Linked DNA regions of Homo sapiens: region 2 is linked to region 1. A link is a loop called in an ENCODE intact Hi-C map of the cell type or tissue named here. Cell type or tissue: heart left ventricle. All regions are shown on one strand. Links, peaks and the distances in the headings refer to the core of each region. The heading gives the core; the rest is flanking DNA.

Evidence for each region. A loop is a pair of places that touch in the nucleus more often than their neighbours do. Peaks named below come from ENCODE experiments on the same cell type or tissue, not always from the same donor. Only the 100,000 strongest peaks of a DNase experiment are listed, where the experiment ranks them.
Region 2: it touches region 1 in a loop (6-fold over the local background); 5 of 110 quality-filtered maps call a loop at or near these places.

The regions. Positions count from the first base shown.
Region 1 is chr3:194,936,169-194,942,270 of GRCh38, reverse strand. No RefSeq gene overlaps it. Among named protein-coding and RNA genes, the nearest start is that of XXYLT1-AS1, 160 kb to the left of the region's middle. In heart left ventricle, for the core only: no CTCF peak of the experiment used is centred there; a DNase peak (open chromatin) is centred at 3,280.
Region 2 is chr3:194,770,492-194,776,593 of GRCh38, reverse strand. All of the region lies in intron 3 of LINC01968 (long intergenic non-protein coding RNA 1968), which reads right to left. It overlaps LOC105374292 (a long non-coding RNA gene), which reads right to left. Exons shown (of 6, transcript XR_001741084.2): 3 at 4,323-4,438. Among named protein-coding and RNA genes, the nearest start is that of LINC01972, 4.8 kb to the right of the region's middle. In heart left ventricle, for the core only: no CTCF peak of the experiment used is centred there; a DNase peak (open chromatin) is centred at 3,237.

The DNA of each region.
Region 1 (6,102 bases), core at 2,177-4,676:
TTACATGGGGTGACTAGTCCCCATCCTAAAGCCATCTCGGAGCTCCACCCTGAATCATCTCATTAGCATGAACTCAGGAATGGTGGCAAGGGGCTGTGTTGGGTAACAGAAGACACTCCTGTCATGCAGGAAATGCCGAGGGTTTTAGGAGCTCTGTGCCAGGAACTGAGGACAGAGACCTGATATAGTTTTTAATTATACCACGTGGCTCAACCCAATGGCACTCGAAGGCAAGTCAACCAGGCTTACACAGTCCAAGGAATGGCCTTCCAAAGCCCAGGGGCGGGTGGAGAAGGGTGGAGAGGAGGCCTGGAGGGGAGTGGAGGACACCCCGCACACCCTGGCCACACGCATCTGCTGTCCAGGGGTTCCCAGCACCACATCTTCCCACAGGCCAGGGAGGGAGCAGGACATTCACTGCAGCCCAGCCGGGCAAGAATTCAGAAGGCAGCGGCGCCCTGGCCCCACTCAGGCTCCACCAGGGACACAGCTAGCTGGGGGTAGACTCTTGCCCCCTGCTTCCCATCCTTTTCTGCCTGAGGGATGAATGATGAGCCAGAGCTGTTTCCTTAGCCAAATGCCCATGGCCTCTTTCTCCACTGCTTCTCAGCATCAGCCCTGCTGCCCTCGCGTCTGGCTTCTGCCTGGCCAACTGCCATGGCTTCCTAACTGGTCCTCCTGGGTCCAGCTTCTCTCCAGCCAGCAATGGCCCTGCACAGCCCCCTAACAACACAGCTCCTAGCCTGCCATCCAAGGCTTGTCACCCCATGTCACCTCATTTCTCAGTGTATTCATTTCCCTAAGCTCCGGACATACCAAACTCCTGCCAGTCACCAGGTGCAGCCTGTGCTTCCTGGCCTCCAAGTTCCCGTGGTCTGCTCTTCCTGCCTTATCCCATCTCTACCTGCCAGAGGCAAGCTTCTCCTCATCTGCCAGCTCCTCCAGGACAGCTTTCTACACCCTCAATCTCAGCTCTTTGAATGCTCTCAAGTTTCCATCTGCGTAACTCTAGCAGTGACCTTGTCCTATACGCTTTTTCTCGTGTGTTTTCCCAACACGTACTGATGGGGTTCTTCCTATGCCAGGCGCTGTGCCAGGCACTCAACAGAGAGTGGCGAGGGAAGTGGACCCTTGTCCTGTCCTCATGGAGCTTGCATCAGCCTAGCTGGGGAGACACACATTAATGAAAGAATCATACAGGCAACTGTCAAATGCAAGAGGGACGATGCTGCCGAGGAGTGGGATGTGCGGCCAACTGAGGACTGAACTGGGGATTTGCTTGAGTCGCGGAAGGCTGGGAAAACTTTTCCAAGGAAATCACACTGAGCTGAAAGCTGGGGGAAGAGTAGGGAAAGTTAATTAGGTGAAAAGATGAGGGCGGGTTAATCCAGACAGAAGAGACGGTGTGTGCAGAAGCCTTGTGTTGTATCTGCTATGCTCCTGTCTTCCCCCTGAACTATAAACGGTGGCCTTTTTGTGGCCACATCTGCTTGTGGATATGTCTAATCTCAGCCCAGGGCCTGGTTCTTACAGGCACTCAACAAATCTTTAAGTTGAATTAAATGGATCGAACTGAATTCCCACTCCCAAGCAGGCTGCTGCAGACCCCAGAACACCCTCCCCTACCCCCCGAGTTTGAGCCCAGGGCCCGGGGCAGTTTCAGTGACTGCTGCTGTCTGAGCCACATTCAGCTTTCAAGTGGTGCCAGCAGCCTGAGCCCCTCTGAGCCAGCAGTGGGGATTGTGTGTGGGCTGCCAGCAATATTGGCCATGGGGGCTACAGGTGAGGCCAGGAGCAGTGACCAGAGTGACCAGCACTATCTAGATGCTGCCCTTGCAAACAGTGACTGGAGCATGCCATGTGGAGGGAAAACTGCTGACCCAGCATCAGAGCAGCTTCTGCTTTGAGCAGATCCTCTGACCCCTGACGGGCAAGTGCCTCACCCCAGACCCTGGGGCCAGATACAGAGCGCCAGAGTCCCAGAGACGCCAGGGAGGCGCTTGAGAGGGCCCGGCACTGCTGCAGATCAGAGCCAGCATGCTAACAGTCATTTGGACCTGGGAGCTGACAAGGCCACTCTCTGCTAAAGAGGCCTGCGTAGGCCATTCTGTCAAGTGGGGCCTCATGTACAACTGCTTCTTGCAACTCCCTTGCATGTGGGAGAAAGGGGAAAGTTGGGGCTGGGTCTTCCTGTTCCGGCCCTCTGGGGAGCCAACCGGCACAACTGTCCCTAACGCCTGTGGTGCCTGGTTCAGGTCGGGGGTGGGCAGGGCTCCTCGAGGACATTGGAGGGTCGTGGAGGGGGTACGTACCCTGCGGGGTCCTGCAGGCCTGATGTCCCAGCACCCAGCAACCCAGGCCTGTCATGGAGACAAAGGGGCACATACTTGAACTCATCAGGATGCAACGGATGGCCTGCGCTCCCCAATCCAGGGCCACCCCAAGCCTTCCAGCGTCTCCCTATTCCCTATTCCCTCCTAGAGAAGCCCGTGGTTAGCTTGGCATTTTAGGAGTTGAGCACCATTGCACACAAACCCCCTTCAGGCTCCTTCACTCCAGCCCTGCTGGACCGTGTGTTCCTACCCAGCATGTTCCTGCCACATTGCTCATGCCACCTGGAGTCTTTCTACTCCATCCCAGCAGATTCCAGCTCTGCCCAGCCCACATTCCTTTCACCTCCTCTACACGACCTTCTGAGACTTCTGCAGTTAGAAGCAATGTGTCCCCCTTCTTTGAGTGGCACTTACTCCCTAGGGTGTCTCATAGCTACTTGTGCACTTGTCTGATCAGCCCCTTTGGCCTTACCTCTGAGAACAGGAATCCTGTCCCCAACACTCATTCTCCGTCTCCCCTCTACCTCCCCTGCACCCAGCACCCTGTACCAGCATGGTTGCCCTGCCCACACTGAACGCCAATTGACCTTGGGGTAGTCACTGGGAGCTCAGCCCTGGGACTCCAGCTGTCCCAGTGAGCCCATCAGCATTCAGGGATCCTGCGTAAGACAGTTACAGAGGTGCCGTCCCTGTAGTCTCAAAGCCCTTTTCCTCTCCCAGAGGAGGTAGAGATCTTCTTGCCCAGAGAAGAACAGAGCTGAGATGGTGCACAATGTTTTCTGGGCTGTCAGCCCTCCCGGCGGTCATCATTAATCCCTAGAAAGGCTGTGCTTACGTCATTATTCAGGAGAAAATGTACAACCCAGAACAAGGCTGGCTCTTGGCAGAGGCAGCAGCCAGAGGAGCCAAGAACATTTGTCAAGAGGGGAAGCATCACAGAAGGCCTTGCCCTGCTGCTCCTCCCAGGGGGCCAGTGGCTCTAAGATCCCCTTCAGCTTCTCTTGCCTCTTGCTTGCTTTGGAATGGCCCCATTCTGGGCAGATGCTGGGCCCCAAACCACCCTATTGAGGTCTGACGGGGGAGAGGAGAGCAGCCAGTCTGGACGATGGGTGGCCGACAGGAGGGTGAGGCAGGGTTGACCTTTGAGCCACACCTCCTTTGAGGGACAGGGCGCTTTTCCCTTCCCACTTATAAAGCTACTCTTTTCCCTGCCACTGCCAGGCATCTGAGTGATCTGGGCACCATGATGGTAGCAGCTACTATTCCCATGTCTGCCATGCCCAGGTACTGCTCTAAGCACTGCGCATCTTAATACTCACAAAATATTGTGAAATGGTTTCTAGTTTCATCCCCACTTGATAGTTAGAGAATCTGAGGTACAGAGAGGTTAAGTAAGTCATCTAAGATCACACAGAGAGTAAGCGGGATTTAAATCCAGGACCATCTATTCTAACGGCGGAACAGTTATTTATTCTGCTGTTTCTGGTGTTCAAAATTCCACTGCCGTCAGCTGAGAAAATGCATGTGCAACCTTGACCATGTCACCTCGCCATCCTGGGCCTGCTGGCTATTCAACAGAAAGGAGATGATCTTGGGAAATACTTGCAGTGAGAATTCATTTCATTAAGGGCATTTTGCAAAGTGCCTGGAGGCCCTGGAGGACCGAGAGCCAGAAAACATCTGCATAGAAGCAGCGTGGGCATGAACGGGTGCTAGACCCCTAGGTGCTGATATCTTCCCAAGGCCATGTCGACAAAGCGAAACTAGATGGTGGCGCCATTGCCCCAGCCAGCCTTGGTGCTGGCACTTTGACCAACAAGGCCGTGTCTTGTTCTACCTGATGACATCACCTCTGGTAATGGGTCTTCCTGCTTGTCTCCCAGAACTCTGTGTTCCATTCCTTAACAGAAACTAAGCAATAACATAAGGAAGTCCACATGTCATTAACATTCTGAGGAGATGGAGTCACTCTTGTGAATGAAACACCCAGCTCCAGGTAGTTTTTGCCTGACATCTCACTGTTTCATTATTTCACTCAGCTTCTCACTGCCAGTGCGGGCTGCTGGCTCTTTTCCCCAAGGCCCCCATCTCAGGCCTTTAATTTCTTTTGGATTCCTGGGTGGAGAATTCCAGGGTGTACCAGCCACAGGCGGTAATTCATTTTTATTTTTATTATTTTTTTTTTGAGACAGAGTTTCACTCTCGTTGCCCAGGCTGGAGTGTAATAGCACAGTCTCGGCTCACTGCAACCTTCGCCTCTGGGGTTCAAGTGATTCTCCTGCCTCAGCCTCCCAAGTAGCTGGGATTACAGGCAAGCGCCACCACATGCCTCTAATTTTGTATTTTTAGTACAGACGGGGTTTCTCCATGTTGGTCAGGCTGTTCTCGAACTCCTGACCTCAGGTGATCCACCTGCCTCGGCCTCCCAAAGTACTGGGATTACAGATGTGAGCCACCGCGCCAGGCCAGTAATTCATTTTGGAAATCATCTGACCTGGACCTTTCCAGGGTGTACCAGCCACAGGCAGCGATTCACTTTGGAAAGCTTCTGAGCTGGTCCTTTGCTGTCCTCCTGCCTGCAAGACCCAGATTTGGCTTGGGTTTGGCCATGTTACCTTTGCCTGGAAGGACAAACAGGCACAGGGTGACTGACTCACAGCTTTTCTAGGTGACTGGTTCTAACGACAAACACTGGCTCTTGGGGAGTTTAGAGCATGTGAATTATGGGAAACTTGGGTTGGAAGCAGCTCCCCACACAATCTGTAGTTTGACTCTTGTTGATGTTTGAATCTTTTCTATTATATTCCCAGCAAGTGGTTGTCAAGCATTTCCTTGCATGCCTTCATTGATGGAGAGCTCACTACATCCCCAGCCAGCCCAGTGCCTTCATTGATGGAGAGGTCACTACATCCCCAGCCAGCCCAGATGGAAAGGGCAGTCCTTTGGTGTTTTCACAGAAATTCCCTACCACGGAAACCAGAAGTAGGGAGCTAGGAGCACCTGCTTAACTAATCCTGCCAGAGGGTCGAACATCCCCTTAGCCATTAGCTCTGAAGGGGCCCTTGGAGATGACCTGGCCCCACGGCCTGATTTAACAGAGATACAAGCAACTTCTCTAGGCATAAGTTATCAGCGGCAGGTCTTCCTCTAATTGCACTGACAGCTGACACTGGTTGGGACCCTGATTACCTTCCAGGAACTTTGATCACTGCTTCATGCTGTATGATCTCATGTAATTCAAGCTGCTGTTGGGAACTTGTAAGATGGTTATTATTCACATAACAGATGAGGTGACCAAGGTTCAAAGAAATAAAATAATTTGCCCCAAGTCACAGCAGCTCATTAATGGCAGAGCCAGGCCTTGAACCCAGGCCTGTCTGAATCCATGTTCTCGGCTACTCTTCTCGTCTAAGCATGGTGCCTGGCTTCACAGAAAGTACAAGGGTTGAATTTTCTTTTGCGGAGGAAATTGATTGGGACTTATTATTAGGAATTTTAAGATGCATAGTATTCTCTGAGTCTGTGTATAAATCTGAGGTTAGGTCTATGCAAATAAGAAAATTTGGGGAAATATATAAGCAAATGATAGAAATCTGGTTTAGCTGCTTGTCTGCACATCTAGACACTTCCTCCCAAACTCGTCTGCATGTGTAGTTACAGCCCGAAGGCCTGGAGGGTACCTGTTATTCTCGTCAGGAGAGTAATTTGTTTCATTTCCTGACTTGTATGATCTCCAGGTGAGATCATGAGAAGCTAGGGATGCCTAGTA
Region 2 (6,102 bases), core at 1,768-4,267, 170 kb after region 1:
GGGCCAGTGGAGAAAAATGGTGGAAAGGGCTTCCAAGCTGGGCTGTGTGTGGTTGATTCTGCCCTGAAGTAGCTAGAATCAAACACTTCTCACCACTGAGGAGATACATGTCCTTCCAAGTGCTACCCTTCTAGATGAGAAACATATATCACCCCTACTAACGCTTCCTCATTCCAGCTCTGACTTCCATTACAAACTTCCCGTATGAACTTGACACAGAGGTCCAAATTCATCTCCGTCAAAGGTAATAGCCATGGTGGTGGAAGAGGCAGATTCTCAGTTTGCCTTGCCATTTATCATCATCATCATCATCACCACCACCACCATTAATTATTACTATTATTAACCATATGAGGCCTTGCACAGAGGCAGACACTGGTGGGAGTTCTGTCACTGGAGGGTCCTAACTGCATGGGTGATTGTGTGGAAAAGATGGGTCAAGGCTGTGGTCCTTTGAACAAATGTCCTGGAGCCAAACTGACTTCCTGATTTGCTTAATGCGCTGCCTAATGCTTGACTAAAAGTGCTCAAGAAAAATCCTGTCAAGGAGAGGAAGGGTGCCAGGGGCACTGGAAGGGCTCATTTTTTATTCTTTAACTTAGGGGAATTGGCAGGAAAGGGGGTGATGACTACTCCCTGCAGAAAGCAAAGATCCAGATGGCTCCTGAGAGCCAGCTGGGAAAAGTTGCTCCTTGGCAGCCTCATTCTCCAGCATGACTTTCCAAATGCCCAAGCCAAGGCAGCATTTGTGGGGTGCCCACAGCAGGACCCGTTAGAGCAGGAGCTCTGTTTCACTCTTCCTAAACCGGATGTTTCTATTTACTGGACAATCTTCAGCTGCTCATTGTGCACAGAACAAAGTAGTCAGTGAGGGTCTTTTCGGGACACAGGTGGCCATGCAAATGGGGTAACGGAGCAGAGACAAAGGTGTGGGAGTGTTGAGGAATGTTGAAGAACCCCAGAGCTGGCAGCACCAGGGACCTGAATAGACGTGGAAAGGAGTGATTGCTAGCACCCTGAAAGTGAGCTGTGGACAGAGCCATTGACAGAGGCTGTGGCCAAACCACAGTCCAGCAGGATAAGAATCAGGGAAACAAATGCCTCGGTCTCAATATCTTCTTGCTGGCCAAAGGCAAAGAGCATGGGAACCCACTGATGCAACCTGTACAGGACAGCCTCCTGGCTACAGAGCAGGAAGCATGGGTTCTTTTACAAACCACTCCAAAATGTAGTGCCTTAAGACAATAACCATTGATTTAGCCCTTGGTTTTTCAGTCTAGCAATTCAGCAATTAAAGCTGGGCTCAACTGGACAGTTCTTCTCGTCTGCTGTAGGCTGATCTTGGCTATCCCAGCTGGGCTCACTCATGTGTCTGCAGTTGATTGGCGAGTTATCTAGGACCAGTCACTTTAGAATGGCTTTATTGGAGATGGTTAGAAAGATAGGGGCCTCTCTTGACATGGATCTCTCACTCTCCAGAGTGCTAGTCTGGACTTGTTTACAAAGCAGCCAAACAGTTTCAAGAATAGCAAGCAGGCAAGCCCCAAAGTACAACCACTTTTCATACTTCTGCCTACATCACACTTGCTTCTGTCCACTTGGATGAAATAAGTCACATGGTCATCACCAAATCAAGGGTTAGAAACACAGATTCTGGCTGGACATGGTGGCTCATGCTTGTAATCCCAGCACTTTGGGAGGCTGAGATGGGGCAATCACCTGAGGTCAGGAGTTCAAGACCAGCCTGGCCAACATGGTGAAACCCCATCTCTACTACAAATACAAAAAGTAGCTGGGCATGGTGGCAGATGCCTGTGATCCCAGCTATTCAGGAGGCTAAGGCAGGAGAATCACTTGAACCCAGGAGGCAGAGGTTGTAGTGAGCTGAGATCACACCACTGCACTCCAGCCTGGGCAATAGAGCATGACTCCATCTCAAATAAAAAAAAAAAAAGGAAAGAAAAAAAAAAGAAAAAGAAAAATAGATTCTATCACTTGAGAGGAGGGGAATAATATGCGGCTAGTGGCTAGTTTTCAACCTATAGTCTGTGCTGCAGCCACAGTTGCTCACATTCCTCCCACATGCAAAATATGTTCCACCATATCCCAGGACCTCTAAACCTGGATCCTTTGAATCTGGGATTATACCTATGGCAGTTGGTTTTTGCTGCATAATAAACGACCCCAACATTTAGAATGTTAAAACAACAACCATTTTTTAGCTCACAATTCTGCAGCTTGGCAATTTGGGCTGAGCTCAGCTGGGCAGTTCCTCTGCTCTGGGCCAGGCCCCACTGACCTCTGCTAGCACTCACTCAGGCATCTATGGTCGGCTGAGTGCCAGACGGGGAGCTTCAGTGCTTCTCCATCCACATAGCCTCTTAGCCTTCAGCATGCTCATTCATGTGGCAGCAGGATTCCAGGAGCAGCAAGAGAGGACAAACACCAGTGCGCAATCATTTTTCAAGTCTCTGCTTATGCAGAGACAACTGCTGACATCCCATTGACCAAGCAAGTTACATGTCAGAGCTCAGAATCAGAGTGGGAGAGCAGTCAAAGTTACAGCACAAGGGGGCATGGGTCCAGGAGGGGAATAACTAAGGATGGGTTTGCAAACAGTCTACCACTGTGGAGTGGAGACTAGATCTAGTGAGACAGACAATAGGCATCTCCCAAATCTAAAGTCCATAAAATGACACTCAAGTCTGTTCATAATGGGAACCACCTGTCTCCCCAGCGTCAACTCTCTCTAACCCCAACCACACCCTGTGTACTTTGCATCTGCCAAACTGACCTCTTCACAGTCTCATGTATCTGCCTGCCTTTTTCATCTTCCCGCTCACTGTTCTCTAGATTATTCCACATCTTTGCCTGACCAAATCCTGTATATCCTACTTGATCCAATTCAAAGCCACCTTCTCCCAGACATCTTTTCTAACATCCCATTCCCATCCCCTTCCCTCTCTCCCAACACCACTGAGCTGGACAGGACTCTGAATTCCCACCTGCAATTTCTAGAGCCCCCTCTGTGCCTCTTTTCAGGCACCTAGCATTGTGCACTTATCTGCAGGTGGATGTTCTCTCCTTCCTTGGACTGTGAGCCCCCATAGGGCTTGTGTGACTCATCCTTTATCCCTCCTCTGCCCTACTGCCCAGCACACACTAAATGTCCTATTGACCTAAGGAGGTCAGTACTGGCAAGCCAAAGACTGCAGAGCAGACGATGCGACAGAGCCAAGGAACGCCCTTCAGAGACGACCCAGCCAGGAACTCCAAGAAGTGACTAACAGGAAGTGTCAGAGAAGAGCATGAAAGAGCAGGATTTGGGAGACGAGAAAGAGCAGGGCTTTGGGCTTGCCACAAGGTAACCTGGCCCCTGAAGTCAGAGTCACGGGAAGACTGACCTCCACTCCATCTGAGGAAGAACTTCCCAGGAGAAATGCCCAGATTCAGAATGGGCTGGCAAGAAAAAGGGTGAGCCACCCCTCTACTGGCAGTGCATAAGCATTCCGGTTAACTTCTGAGAGTGTTTTTGTGGGGGCCTTATTCTATTTGCATTTGAGGTGTGCACATTAATAATTCTTTCATTAGACTCACGTTGCACCTTGGCACGCAGAGTGTGCACTCATGGGCTCACAGATGAAGGCATTTAATGAGCCGGCAGCTCTCCCCGCAAGGCAAGCCTGCACGGAGCTTGGCAGCAGGCTCATTCCCTCGGAGTCGGCTGGGCACAGCACATCATGTATCGCGGGCAAACTGGCTTTGTGTTTTCATTGGGGGTGGTAAGTGTGGGAGGGGGAAGTAGATGTATGGGGTAAGTGTTACTCTGAAAGAATTCTAAAATGTGAGAGAATGCCATTCCAGTGAATTTCCTACCACACACACCTGAACACCCTTGAGGGATGGGACATCCCTGCTCCTGTCAGAAACCAGGCTAAGCCCAGCGGTGCCTCTCACCGAGGGTAGGTGGAGGATGTAACTAGACAGCCCTTCCCTAACACAGATACTCTTTGACCAGCCCAACTTCCTTGTGTTCTAAGTGGTGGAACAGTGCCCCAGAGAGGGGATGTGGCCTCCCTAAATGCTAAGATGAGCCAGGACTCCTGCTCCTGGACCCAAGTGCCAGGACTAAAAGACTAGAGGGGGAACTTACACAGGGGAAAGGTGGCCTTAGGGCAGGCAGTGAGCCAAGAACCCCTTCCCAGGAGCTGGACCCAGAGTGATTCTTCAGTCCCTCCCAATAATGTCCCTGGGAATAAAACTCCCCATCTCCCGACGCCCTTCTCCATATATCCAAACCCTGCACATCCCACAAGGCTCACCTCAGATGCCAGCTCCTCCTTTCATCTTCCCATCAAACACCCCGACTCTAACCAGACGTGAGCTCTCTGGCCTCTTGGGGACTCTGCACTTCTTCATGGCTCAGGTCAGACTGCATCTGGAATTACAGTTAGATGTGCGTATACCTTCTTGATGACCCCTGACCATGAATTCCTTGGGCTTATCTTGCTCCTTCTCCTGACTCCCTCGCTCAATGCCCAGCCTAGGACCTGACTCAAATGCATTCAACAAACACAGGCTGGATTGCTGACATCCCTTTGCTTTTTGCCCACTAGCATTACAAGACCACATTGCTTACTGTTAGCCAGCACCAGGGCCTTCCCCACAAAGCAGACATACTTCCCTGTCTCCTTTCCACTTCTTTTGGATGAACAAGAACAGCCTCTTGCGCCTCCTTATTGCAAACTTCCTGGACACCCCCCACTGTCTCAGATAATCACCAGGGCTGAGGGGCATTCTCCAAAGCCCAGGAGGCCCTCAGTAGATAGGGTGTTGTTTGATGGACAGCTTTCCCTCCTGCGAAGCCCTGGTGAACAGCTCTAATGTCACCAGCAACTGCCATCTGACTCCCTAACACTGGCTGGAAGTCTTTTCCTATTTGCCCCCAGGAATGCCAAACTCAGTGAGCTGAGCTCTTCTTACAGCTGTCTGACTCCTTTGCATCAAACATTCCTCCTGAGATTGTAAGAACTAGAATGACTAGTTCCAGCCACTCACCTTCTTCTGCCTATGAGGAAGAATCCAATTAATGCCAAAATAGCCTATACTGTTCCAAAAGTCTGGCCTTTTCCAAAAACCCTAGCTCTTTCCACAAAGAAGCTCAAGAAGCTCCAGAAGAAATTCAGTGTTCTCCTCAAAAGCAGACACCAACTTGGTGGACCATAGGTGCATCCTGCAGAATCCCTAACAAGTAAGTGATTCAGAATGGAGGGGCTGAAAGAGAAGCAAATAGCCCCATGAGCCTGAGCCAGAGAAGCGGATGCTTGCAGACCTTGGAGAAAGTTTTCACCACCCTCATCAGCCCCATGGTTTCCCATTGTCTACAAAAAAGTTAGATTATTTTGTTCAGGATTCAGATACTTCACATCATGACTCCTATCATTCTAGTCTCATCTCCTTCTAAACTTCCAAGCCACTAGCCCCCTTGGAGCATTCATGCCTTTCAAATACACCCAACCCATTCCATTTACATGTTTTGTTCCAGCTACTGAAACATCTTTTATCTTAGGTTGGATTCTCAGACCCTTAGACAAGGATTCAAGTGCAAGTATATTTGGGACAGAAAAAACCAGCAGGATAGTGGGGAACAAAAAGAAGTCAATAAAGGGTACTTTTTTCAGCAGGTTCCCATTGTAGCAACTAACAGTTGATCCTACCTGGGAGACAGTGTAGGGCTCACTTCAGAATTGTCCTCAGCCAAGAGTAGAGAGAGGAAGTTGTGGGTATTTGTCCACCACTCCCATCAGTCACAGGTGTGGGTTTCTGCTGGGCGGGAGGGACATGGACTCTTCGGCATGCAAGTTCAGCTTGCACCAGTGAAAAGCCAAGGGGACACGGGCAGTGGGCCAAGGGGTCTGCTCCCCCTTTACGTCCCTCCTCCTTTCCCCACCACCACTTTTTAGTTTACCCAAATGACCCACTCATCAGGGTTCAATGCCATCTCCTCCCAAAAGCTTTTCTAACCTTTCATCAGAACCAATGACTCTTTCCTTTGGTTTCCACAAACAATCAGAGTACAACTGTGAGAAAAATCCTTTAGGT